2 separate regions of the Mus musculus genome follow, and region 1 is linked to region 2. The links are chromatin contacts, found by Hi-C or POLR2A ChIA-PET in ENCODE. All regions are on one chromosome and are shown on one strand. The core of a region is the stretch at or near the end of the contact, and the rest is flanking DNA. Distances in the headings are between cores, read along the strand shown. Region 1 has its middle 26 kb from the start of Serpinb1c. Region 2 holds the start of Serpinb9 (serine (or cysteine) peptidase inhibitor, clade B, member 9).

What was found. Hi-C counts contacts between places; a loop is a spot of excess contacts on that map. ChIA-PET counts read pairs that join two places held with the same protein, here RNA polymerase II (POLR2A).
Region 1: POLR2A ChIA-PET joins it to region 2 with 38 read pairs in Patski. The contact joins the enhancer-like site here to the promoter of Serpinb9 in region 2. A Hi-C loop is called at or near these places in 1 of 37 maps with a recorded cell type or tissue (v-Abl transformed pro-B cells). POLR2A ChIA-PET finds 5 or more read pairs at or near these places in 1 of 5 experiments (Patski).

The regions. Positions count from the first base shown.
Region 1 is chr13:32,921,292-32,926,925 of GRCm38, reverse strand. It overlaps a transcript of Serpinb1c not described here and the pseudogene Gm18311. Among named protein-coding and RNA genes, the nearest start is that of Serpinb1c, 26 kb to the right of the region's middle. Within about 2 kb of position 1,830, at least 1 of the 3 ENCODE cell types and tissues checked has a DNase peak (open chromatin) inside an H3K27ac peak, as active enhancers do.
Region 2 is chr13:33,000,716-33,006,731 of GRCm38, reverse strand. It overlaps Serpinb9 (serine (or cysteine) peptidase inhibitor, clade B, member 9), which reads right to left and starts at 2,191. Exons shown (of 7, transcript NM_009256.3): 1 at 2,037-2,191; 2 at 22-199. The coding sequence starts at 189. Gm36181 (a long non-coding RNA gene) reads left to right here and starts at 925. Exons shown (of 3, transcript XR_382177.2): 1 at 925-1,137; 2 at 3,781-3,877; 3 at 5,526-5,826.

The DNA.
Region 1 (5,634 bases), core at 581-3,080, 79 kb after region 2:
TATCTAGGGGAGGGTTCTCATGCAGCAACCACTCAGACTACGGTATTAGTACTGAGCTTAGTTAGTCTGGGCATCTCCTGGGTGGGGCTGATATGGATCTACAGGCTGTGCACATTCCCCTGGCCCAGGCAGAGACATTATCAGAGGCTGCTTACTCACTGCTCATCCAAAGTTGTCTACATCGAAGCCCCACTCTGCCTGTTAGTTTTCTCTCTTAGTTGCTGATCTTGACTCTTTGTCTGCTACTCTCCCTGGTCAACATTGCTAATCACTGTCTTGCAGGTCTTGCTGATTCTTGTATCTTGGCTGGTGACTTGCTGCCTGTTTTTTATTAAACAATGCTCTCTTTCTTCTCACATGTATGTGCCCACTTGTGGTCTAACTATGGGTCATTTCATTTACTGCCTTGAAGATTCCTGCCTCCGTGAATACCAGACTGCATGCCTACCTTTCACCAAAAACTCCAGTGGACAGACACAGACAGCAGGGATCAGTTATTCTATATTATGGATGAAAGTTTTGTCTGATTCTATCTTAAAAACAAAGCAAGTCAAGTTTTTAAAGTAAATCCGCTGGTTTGCTTTTTGACCTTGGGTTGGGCTGTTTTCTGTTTCCCCTTGCTGTTTGTGTTGGGCTATGATTTGTGAACAGAGGTGTAAAGTATCACATTCATTCTACACTAACTGCCACTTGGTTAAATTGTTTTCAAGAATCTTAAACTTCTACATAACTTTTAATTCACAGTGTTGGACTTTCTAATTTAACTTAACGTGCTATCTTCTAGGCCTGTGTATGATGTTAAAATGCAAGATTTCTTTCTCCTTAAGACAGAACAGAGTTTCATTGTTTTTATGAATGCACATTACTCTCTATTTTCCTGTTCATCAGTTGTTGCACACAAACAGATCCCTAATTAATCCCTGTTAGGATTAATATTGTGATAAAAACAGGTGTTACCATCTTTTGTTCATACAAATTTTATTTGTACTCACAGATTTTATTTCCTTTAGCTACATACCAAAAAGTGAGATTTTTTGAACCATATGGTAGATCCATACTCACCTTTTAGAGCACACTCCATATTGTTTTCTATAGTATCTGTGCAGACTTGTGTCCCCTTAAACAGTAAATAAGGGTTTCTTTTCTTTAAGTCATTTTGAAAACATACTATCTTGATTATTTAGGTTTTGTTTTTTATTTACTTGTCCATTTAAAAACTTCATTGTATATATTCATTTCCATAGTACTGTGCAAGATAAGGGCAATTTCACACAGTATACATTGGGTACCGTATACAACCTCCCTTCTCATACTCTCTTTGCTGTTTTTATAAAAACTTGAAACCACCAGCAATGCAGGACTCATCATTGTTTTTGGTTTATTTGTTGTTTTGCTATTTGTTTTGTTTGTTTGTATTTTGTATATGTGGAGCTGAAGGGGAGAAGCAGGTAACTTGACTTAGACCAAACTAGACACGTGTGTAAAATCATATGAATTTGAAACAAAAGCTGGGATGTAAGTTCAGGCATTTGATTGGGAAGTTATAGTCAGGACACAAAGAAAGAAGCTAAACTCCAAACTCATGGACTGGGCCAATGGATGAACATCTGAAAAGACGCAGTAAAAAAGGCACCAATAGGAGTCATGCTGCCGAGGGGAGCTGGCTGCACTGAGACTCAGGCAGGGAGACAAAAGGGCAGGTGACCAGACAGGCTGTGCTTGCACTGAATTGCCAGTGTGTGATCAGGGTCACTGCACACCCTACTTGAAGGCTGGGGCAGTTTCACTCCTCATTTCCCGGACCCAGCCTGTTATCTGGCATACCAGCTGAAGTATGTAATGAATAAACATATGACGGCAGAGGGAAAAGACCAGTGGCCAACTGGGCAGCAAAGGTGAAGCAGTAGAAACTGGAAATCAGTAGAAAAGGATGTGCCACACCTACTGAATGGAATCTCAACAGCTTTAACAGAGAAATCCATGCAATCAGCGGTGAAGCTAGGTAAACTTTCCTAGTTGTCTGATGAAAGGAACAAATCCAGAAAGTGTGAGGGAGAGAGGGTCCATGAGGGAGGGTCGGGTAGATGAGAATTTAAGATCTGTTTCTCTTTATTCTTGCCTCCTTGGTCATAAACACACCAGAGCCTTAAGGAACACCCTCCTCCACATTCCTGCTCAGTAGGAGTCGCTCCTCCAGCTTCTGCAGATGAAGTCTGCTCTGTTTCAGTTTCTTCTGCCTCAAGGAAAACAGGAAAATATTTCACAGACCCTTGTTAATGTTTGCTGTCTAATATCTTAAGTGCTCTTTCCTGAGGAAGGCCACAAAACCCTACCAGGACCAGGCTCTTGACCTGGGTCTCCTTAGGTCTGAGACCCAAAGTCACACACACTGTACTGTCTTCTCCAACTTACTGAAGCTGAGAAGCTTTGAATTCTGTCACTCAGAATTGACAGAACTATGAAATGTCACACCAACACTGGAGATTTACTGTTGCCAGCAGCCAAAGACATTGATCAAGTTATGATCAGAGATGAATTTGTCATGGAATTGATGGCAACTTTTTTAATCTAACGGCACTCTCTGAAGAAGAATCGATGACATGTCTGCTATTCTTGATTGCTATTTCACCTCAAGTATTCAATATCCAGCATTCAGCCTGATGAGTCTACAGGTGTGGCAAACTGTTCATAGGTTTAAGTGAAGTATTTTAATGACGGAGACTTTAAAAAATTTATCTTTGCAAACCTCTTGAAACAACAGTTACTGCAAACAATTTATTAGCACAATTGATTCATTTATGACAGTGATCAACTTCTCTTGAGGAAGGGATGCTGATGTGTGCACAGACCGTGTTCCAGCTACTAGGATGTCAATTGGGATTTCAGTGCTTGATAGAGAATGAGTCACAAGAAGTCATCGGAATTCACTATATGATTCATTGTCAAGTATTAACAATGAAGATGCTGTAACAAGAGTTACAAGACATAAGTAAAACATAGTAGGTTCCATCAGCTTTGTAAAGGAGAGCACCGTTGACTGTTTTTTTGCAGCTACACAACCAGTTGGATGCGCCCACCAAACCTCTGCTATTTCTCACTGAAGTGAGATGGTGTGGTGAGGAAACATTTTTAAAATGTATTTTTGAGCTTTGTGATTAACGTAAAGTGTTTTTGAATCAGAGAGCAAGAGCACAGATTAAAGTATTTTTTCATAGATAAATATGAATTGTAAAAAAAATAGCTCACTCAGTTAACATCTTTGCCATCTTGAAGGAAGTACATTTATCAGTTTGGTGAGTACCAAATGCAGTATGCCTCAATTTTTCTGAAAAGATCTGACCATTCCAACTGAAACTTCAGCTTTCGGGGTAAAAAAGATGAAAATAAAGTGTACGTGGTTCCTACCTTGTCTGCTTTCTTTGAGGAACATGACATGGCTTCAGACAAAGGGATTCCAATTATAGTTTCTGTGAAAGAACACCTGCACACGCTTGAAGATGGAATCTCATTACATTTACAAAATCAACCTGACGCCCCATTTGCACTCACCAGAAGCCCATTCAGTTCAAAGCTGAAGATGTTCCTGAGAGGCAAGGGTTCACTAAACTCACTAACAGTGATGCAAGGAGATCTGACATCTCTACAGTGGCGGCTGCAAAATTCTGGATCAAGTGCTTGCAGTTATATCCTCAGACATCAGAGCTCCGATATGCAGTATAAAGCCTCTTGTGATATTCAAGATGTGGGCTGAATTCTTTGCCAAGACAATGAGAGACTCATTCCACTCAGTTATCAAGCAACATACACATAGATCCAGTAGGCATAAAATAGTGCCAGTTAACTAGCTAGTAACAAATCAAATCAACTTGATCATAAAACGCGGATATTCTTTGTTCTCTTTTCACTGTGACTTACAACAAAGTGCACACCTCCCTCCATGGTTTACAATGAAATGGGTGTCTCCCTTCACAGCTTAGGGAGTAAAAGTGTATGTGTCTGGGTGAGCTGTCACCCAGTACAGGGCACAAGCCAACAATGATCTGAGGGAAGCAGAACCTGTAATTAGAGATGGGAGAGTGGAACTTATTTTTAGTCTCTAAAAGGAATTTAGAGGCTGGTCAGATAGCTTAGTCAACAATCTGTTTTTAGAACATGCACAACATAAGTTCTATTATTAGTACACACATAAAAGGGTGGGCCAGTGATACTTATAATCCCAGTGTTGAGGAGATAATGACAGGTAGCAGATCCCTGGGACTTGGCAGCCAACAGCCTAGCCAAATAATGAGTCTAGTGAGAGACCTTGTCAATAATAATAGTGATAATGATAATAACAACAACAATAAATAATTCCCATAGAGGAATGCTTGAAGATATCCATTGGCTTCTATATGAACGAGCATTCTCCACTACCACATATACATCCACACCAGAAAAAAACTTCAAACCTAAATTCTTACTAGTCCCAGAGACAGATACACTGTAAAGATGAACACCTAGGAGTGGGGTGTACATCTACAGTACCAGTTACTTGGGGGACTAAGGCATATGCTCACTGGAGCCCAGTACCAAGACATACTGCACAGAAAATACTTTCACTGTGAAATTAAGAATGCCTCATGAAAGAAACTGCATAGCAATGGTTTCTAAATCTTATCATTGGAAACAGCACAATTTAATTGATGGATATAAGATTTAAAAATATATCTCAGTGGTTGGCATTTTTTTCACTTTATTAAACCAGCTGATTTTTTAAAAATGGTCATGGGGTTGGAGAGATGGCTCAGTGGATAAGAGTGCTTGCTTCACAAACATCAATATCCAAGTTCAAATACTCACCGCCTATGTAAAAAGACTTGGGTGTGGCCACTCATAACTGCCCACCCAATGCTGCCTGGGTGGACAGAGACCGAAAAAATGTTGGGTCTTGCCCACTACTTAGTCTAAAAATGCTGAGCTATAGATTCAGTAAGAAATTCTTTCTCAAGGGATAAGTCAGACAGTGACAGAAAATGTAGTGAATTATTAATTATCCTTGCATGGGGTTTCTGACCCTCTTAGACTATTTATGTTCCTGGATGAAAGACACACAGCATTTATATTTTTAAATATGCCTAAGCAGCACAAAACTGGTCAATTGCCTACCCTCCATGCTGTTAGAATCTACCTTCTTATCCATAACCCAGTTATTACTTACTGTGTTTCATCTGGGCTGCTCTTAGCTGCAATTGGTCAGCTCATGTGGCATGTTTTTATGGCTCAGCTAACCAACGGCAGCTCCCTTTCTTCTCTCCTGCACATCTTCTATCCCATGGTGGCCTCTCTTTGCTTATCCCAAGCCACCAAACCTGAACCCCACCTATGTCTCTTCTGCACAGCTATTAGCTATTAGCATATTTATTCACCAATCACAATTAACTGGCAGTAGTTAATTAACTCCATTATGAGTGTGGACTCTCATCTCTGGGGCACCAGTCTTGGGGGCCCCAAACTAGCATTAGAATACAAGCAGCCTTAAGCCAGCACACTATAAGAAGATACCCAATGTTCTCCCCTGACATTCATGCATGCGTATAAGTGAATGTACTCACATACACATGTACACACACAGACAACAACAACAACTATTTACCA
Region 2 (6,016 bases), core at 942-3,441:
TGACTATGACAGAGAACATACCTGAGATATCTGGACTGCCGTCTGTCCCTTTGCACCCAAGAGAACCATAGCTAGAGCAGAGGAGATGCTCGCAGGAGAATAACATACATTTTTGGAAGGGTTGCTTTGACATAGCATCTTCAAAAGATGGATGGCAAAGGTGCCATTTCCTTCAGACAGAGTATTCATGATGCAGAGTCTGGAGGGAAAGGAGATATAAAAATCAACGTAGAGCTGAAGGTTCATTGTTCTCAGGCAGGGAAATCTGGGACTCTGTTTCTGGTTGTCATTTCAAAGGTCATAGGTACCTTAAATTAGATTTCAAAAATTCATTCTAGATTACAGTCCTTCCAATTTTAAGGTTATTAGCTAAGTGTGGTCATTGCAGCAAACCAAACTAGCTTCTTCTCATCTGCACAGGGAGAACGCAAGATCATCAGGAGCACAAACACAAAACACAGCAGAGAGAGGTGGTATTCAGCCTTCTCCCATACAGACCAACGCCTCTCTTCTGAAGACAATAGAGTTTGAAGAAGGAAGAAGAGGAAACGAAGAAGAAAACAACCAGGAACATTGGGTCCTCTTGCCTGACTCAGCAACTCTGTATCCTGGACGCTGCCTGTGAAGACTCCTGTGTTACCCATGAAGAATTAGACAGTATCCTCCCCACTTTCGAGATGCTACAGAAAAGACACTGAGATGCTAAATGAGACCCAAAGACAAGCTAGCATTATTACTGTGTTGTGTATTGGGGAGCATTCCCCTGCAGTAGCTGCTCAGAGGACCTTGCATCAGCTGCAGGCACCCTGGCTGCTTTTCTACTGATTATGACTCATCTTCCAGATGGATGGACAGCTTGGCCCAGACTAAGTGACTGCTCCTGACACTTTAACCCAGTTCTGAGTCCCTGTGCATCCCATGGCTGTGCTCTCACTGTTCCAGGGTTCACCTTTGAACCCTCACATATGTTCAGAGTGCTTCCTACTGAGTTAACATGCAGATCACATAGCCTAGGGAGCATCAGAACACTCAAACCACACTTCTTCCCATTCCTCAGACAGAGGGACACAGCAACCTGAGAGTGTACTCGGATCCTCTGGCTCCTCCCCTTATGACTTCCAGGGCTCTGGAGGAAAGGTGGGGCTGCTTTATTTCAAAGACTTACTCTCTGGCTAGTCCTCTCATCTAACCCAGCTTGCCCCCTTCTCCTGCATTCCTGCCCTTATGTCACTTTAAAGTTGCTTCTGAGTCCTTGAAGTGCAGTTTATTTCACCTAGAACATTCCCTACCCCATCCCTGTCACTGAGTTCAAACTACTCCCCTTTCCCAACTTCATTGGAACAGGACAGCCTCAGGGCCTCTGCTCTCCTTCCCTAGTGCAGCTTCCCCACCCCAGGTCTGCTCTTAAGTGTCACCTTTCTCTTAAGTGTCACCTTTCTCTTACTGATTGCTGTCCTTTCTACTCCATATTCTGGAGCTCTCTGAAGGTAAGGGGGATGTCTGGCACTCTAATAGTAAGCATACTCAAATAAAGGGGTATTTGATTTCTCAGATAAAGTTATCAAAGATATGATCACTGTCAGCATGGAGTGAATTATTTTATAAATGAGAATGAGCAGTGCTCAAATTTGTACCAGAGACCCCAGATGTTTAAAGGGTCCGGAAGTAAGAGAGGGATTACTTTGCAAGATCCACAGGGAGAAGACAGAGGCTTTCAAATTGCCTAGGTGGTAAGGACTGATAGAAAGCATAAAAAGATACCAGTGGAGAGGCCGCCAATATCCTGCAGTCCCCAGGCCTGGCTCAGGAGGAGCCAACACAGCTTAGAAACCAGCCCTAAGATCTGCATCTCTGCCATTGGCCAGCTGGAGATCCTAAAGGAGTCACCATTTAAAAAGCTCATCAGACATTACCTCCCAGCTGTCTCTTTCCCTAACTAAGCAGTCTTGTTTTCCCTCCTGGACTCAGCCTATGCCTTGTAAACATGACCTCTGCGGGTCCCACAGCGCCACCCCGAGCCAGATGCCCGCACCTACCACAGTTGCGGCTTCTCAATCCAGCGTTTGCAGCCTTGATGCTCCCAGTAGGCTTTCAGAGCTGCCTGTACAAGGCAGGGACTTCTGGTTTTGTGCTCCTGCTCAGGGGCGGGGAGACAGGCTGCTTCTGGCTCTGGCGACCACAGCAGGAAGAGGATGAGTGGGGGTTGGGAAAAAACTGGGTCCTTAGAGAAAGTGAAAGTAGCAGGAGTTTTCGCTGTGCACCAAGGGAGAATGTCAGGGATTTTAATAAAACTCTGGGCCTGCGGGGTGGCAAGTGGTAGATGTGAAGGGTGCCCCGTGTCTAAATCCATTTCCACACACCCAGCCTCCTCTCCTGGCAAACACTAACCCATTTTCTGGCTTTTTTAACCAGTCATGAGCACTTTGTTTAAACAGAGTATGCAATCATGTGTGTGGTCTTTTGCTAAACAGATGTTTCTGAGGCTCAGCCTTAAGTGTTCAAGGTGGCAGTGACCGGGGCACAGGCGACAGGCTTGCCACACGATGTGAGCTGTGGGCATTGGAATATGTTTAAAAAAAAAAAAAAAAAAAAAAAACTCAACTCAAGTGAAACCACCATTCTTGACTTTGCCAGAGAAAGAAATTTCTGAAAGAGATCGTATGAGATGGAGTTGGATTTATTGAGAAGCAAACACAAATATATTTTTAAAAAGTAATACAGAAAGGGAAGAAAAGTAGGAAAAGAGAGAATGAGACACACCTAAGCATGCAGGGCTCTCAAGACGAGCATGGCTGCAGTGACTCAGCAGTAGCCTCATGTGTGGCTTTGGTGGCTCTCAGATGCTACATCTTACAAAGTTGCTGAGAAAACCTCATTCTCCTTTGTAGTTAATAGAGATTCAGTATTTCTTTGTTCAGTTATTTAAGGACAAGCTTTTAAAATGACAAAGAATGAAACTATACGAGGCCAAACGCATAAGTAGAACTTCAACATAGGAAGCCTTGGTGGGAAACAGGAAAGAACATTAGGAAGACTTCTCAGACACAGGAGAGGCTCACCCTGTCTATAGGATGAGTCACCCATTTTGCTAACCTTGAGAGTCCATTCAATTTTAAACCCTGTGGTATACTCAATCTAGAAAGCTTTCTTTCCCACGTGTTCTCCTTGTGGCTCATGGCTTTTCTCCAATCTCTTCTTCCCTGAAGCTTGCTGTGTTGCTTTTTGGCTTCTCCAAGGTGCTCATCCTCTCAGCTCCATTTTCCACAAGAATCTCCTCACACCACTCTCCTCTAACCCCTGACCCAGCAGGAAGTGACAGCAGCTGCAGGACCTTTAGCTCCTGGCTTTCTTGATCATCTTGCTTGAGGCAAGGTTTGGCTTCCTTACCTGCAACATCTGCTTCCTCACCCTCTGTCCTCCACCAGCAGGAGGAGATCCAACCTCCTGTCCCTTTAGGTTACCGTATTTTCTCTCCTTTGATCAACAGCCAGTCTGACCACCTCCTGTCTTAACTTTTGTTCTTGGGGTCACTTTCCCCCTGATCCCACGTCACTGAAGCAGCTGGCCCACTGCTATCTTCCTCTTTGTCCTTGTATCTTTTTTTTTTTTTAATTAGGTATTTTCCTCATTTACGCAGTATCTCCTTTCTGTTCTGCTTCTCCTTCCTCACCCCAGCTCCATCTCATTCAACAATGAACCAACTTATTTTTTTATTCTTGGCTAGAATGTTCTAGCCTTTTATCTACTCACTCACCCCCCAATTTGGTTTTCTGGATGTAGTCTATTACTACATGGACCTGCCCTTGAAAACAGCACCCACTCTACAGAGCACAGGTCCCACAGCAATACGCTTCTCCATGGACTTCGTCTCCCTTAAGTAAGTTATTGTGATCATTCTCAGTGCACTTCCTGCTTGATGGCATGGACTCTCATTCTTCTCTCACTTGGAGAATTTTATGGAGTCAAAATTTTCCATATTTTTGCTGCTTGGGGCTTCTATCCCAGAGAGCTACAACAGCAACCCCCTATGCCTAAGTTCCCTTCCTTGTGTTTCCTAAATAAATATGACTTTATGGGTACCTTGCATAGGAATTATAGTCAGGCACGATAAAGCATGGGTTAGAAGGCTGCCAAGGCATCTCTTGGACTATAAATAGGTTTTCTTCTAAGAGTCCTAGGAATTTGCATGCTCACATCTGGAAAAGGAGAATGACTCTGTATGCTTAGGCTGTAAGCATGATTGCTGTTTTACTCTTCTTCATTGAAATATCCATGCAGAGAATGAGTATTGTGTGCATGTCAGCAACCGTCACAGAACCTGTTAACTGGGCTGGCAAGAGTCTTAATCAGACCCGGGAATGTAGGACTTCATTCCTTTCCTGAATCTGCTTAACTATTTTGTTCTTTCCTTAGTATCTCAAGACAATATTTGTCAGACATTTGTTTCTTTGTCTGGTTAAAGATATTATCTAAATTAAGTTTGTATTCAATCAGTCAGCGTTAGATTGTTTCTATCTTTTATCTGGTATTAATTTTACTATGAATGTCTATGTATAAATTTGTGTATAGATATATGCTCTCTTGGCGTTACCTAGGGTATAGCCCAAGGAATTTCTGGGTCTTATGACAACTCTACATTTCATACTCTGAAGAACTAACTACCTACCTAATGCTTTTGAGGTCTTCTGTGTATTATATGCCCCACCAACAGGCTATAAGTTTCAGTTTCTTCCCGTGCATGTTTTTTCTTTTCTTATTTTAGCCAATCGGTGTGATAAGGTTACTCATTTACGGTTTTGAGTTTTCCCTGATGAGTAATGATGTCAATCATAAGCTCATGTGCTCACTGAACCTTTAAAAACCTTTCTATAAGACTGCCTACTCACATTACTTCCCATTTTTCTTGAGGCATCATCATCTTCATCTTCGTCATCATCATATTGCAAATGAATTGCATGACACCAATTTCTTTTTTTTTTTTAGATTTATGTATTTATTTTAATAAGTACACTGTAGCTGTCTAAAGACACACCAGAAGAGGGCATAGGAGAAGAAGCCACCATGTGGTTGCTAGGAATTGAACTCATGACCTCTGAAAGAACAGTCAGTGCTCTTAACCACTGAGCCATCTCCCCAGCCCCGACACCAATTTCTTAATTGCGTTCTCTGCTTACCTTTTTATCTCTGTGGTAAATTCTAAAACCTCCAAAAATACGTCAGGTGACTGTCATTTCCGTGAGATGTGATTCATGAAAAGTTCCTCCTAGCCGTAGTCACAGCTCTGGTCTGCCTCTTCCTGGAACCTGTGTGGCCTCTATTGAGAAAACTCCTTTTCATGCCTCCATAGCTCTCACTTAAGCCCCTTTAATCAGACATAATAATCTGAGAGTTGATTGGTTCGCTGTGAAATCTTTCTTTGGGTTGACTGGATCCAATGAAGTTGCTCTCACTTTAGAGGTGAAAGTTTTAGAATTCTGTTAAAAAAAGTGGCATGTCCTAACCTAGGTTTCTTTTTGTTCTTGTAGGTGGGAGGCTGGACCCTGAGACTGCCTTCCCCAGATTGCCTGTAGATCTCTATCCCTACATTCCTGTGGTTTGTGTACTGGACTGTCTAGGCCCACATGTTCCTGTGTGTGTACTGTGTAGATCATCCTGGGCCTGCGTCCCTGCTGGAAGTTATCAGCCTGGTGGTTTTTCCCCACAGTGAATAAATATGTCTTATTTGTCTATGACTCCTTACATTTTTCAGCCTCCAACCTCTTCTGATCTCCTCCTGTCCCAGAATCAGAATGTGGATCACACAGTGGCAGGAAGGTAGCTCCGGCTGGGAAGTGCTCCACCTTTGGTGGGTAGAAAGAGAGTACCTGAAAGAAGTGGTATGTAAGAAACAATACAGGAAAGTTTAATAAACTTCAAGAGGTGGTTGATCTGTGAAAACAGTTCAACAGTCTGTGAACTATGAATCCCCAGCAAGAGTCATTATCAGAGACATAAAGTATGGTGAACAAATAAATCA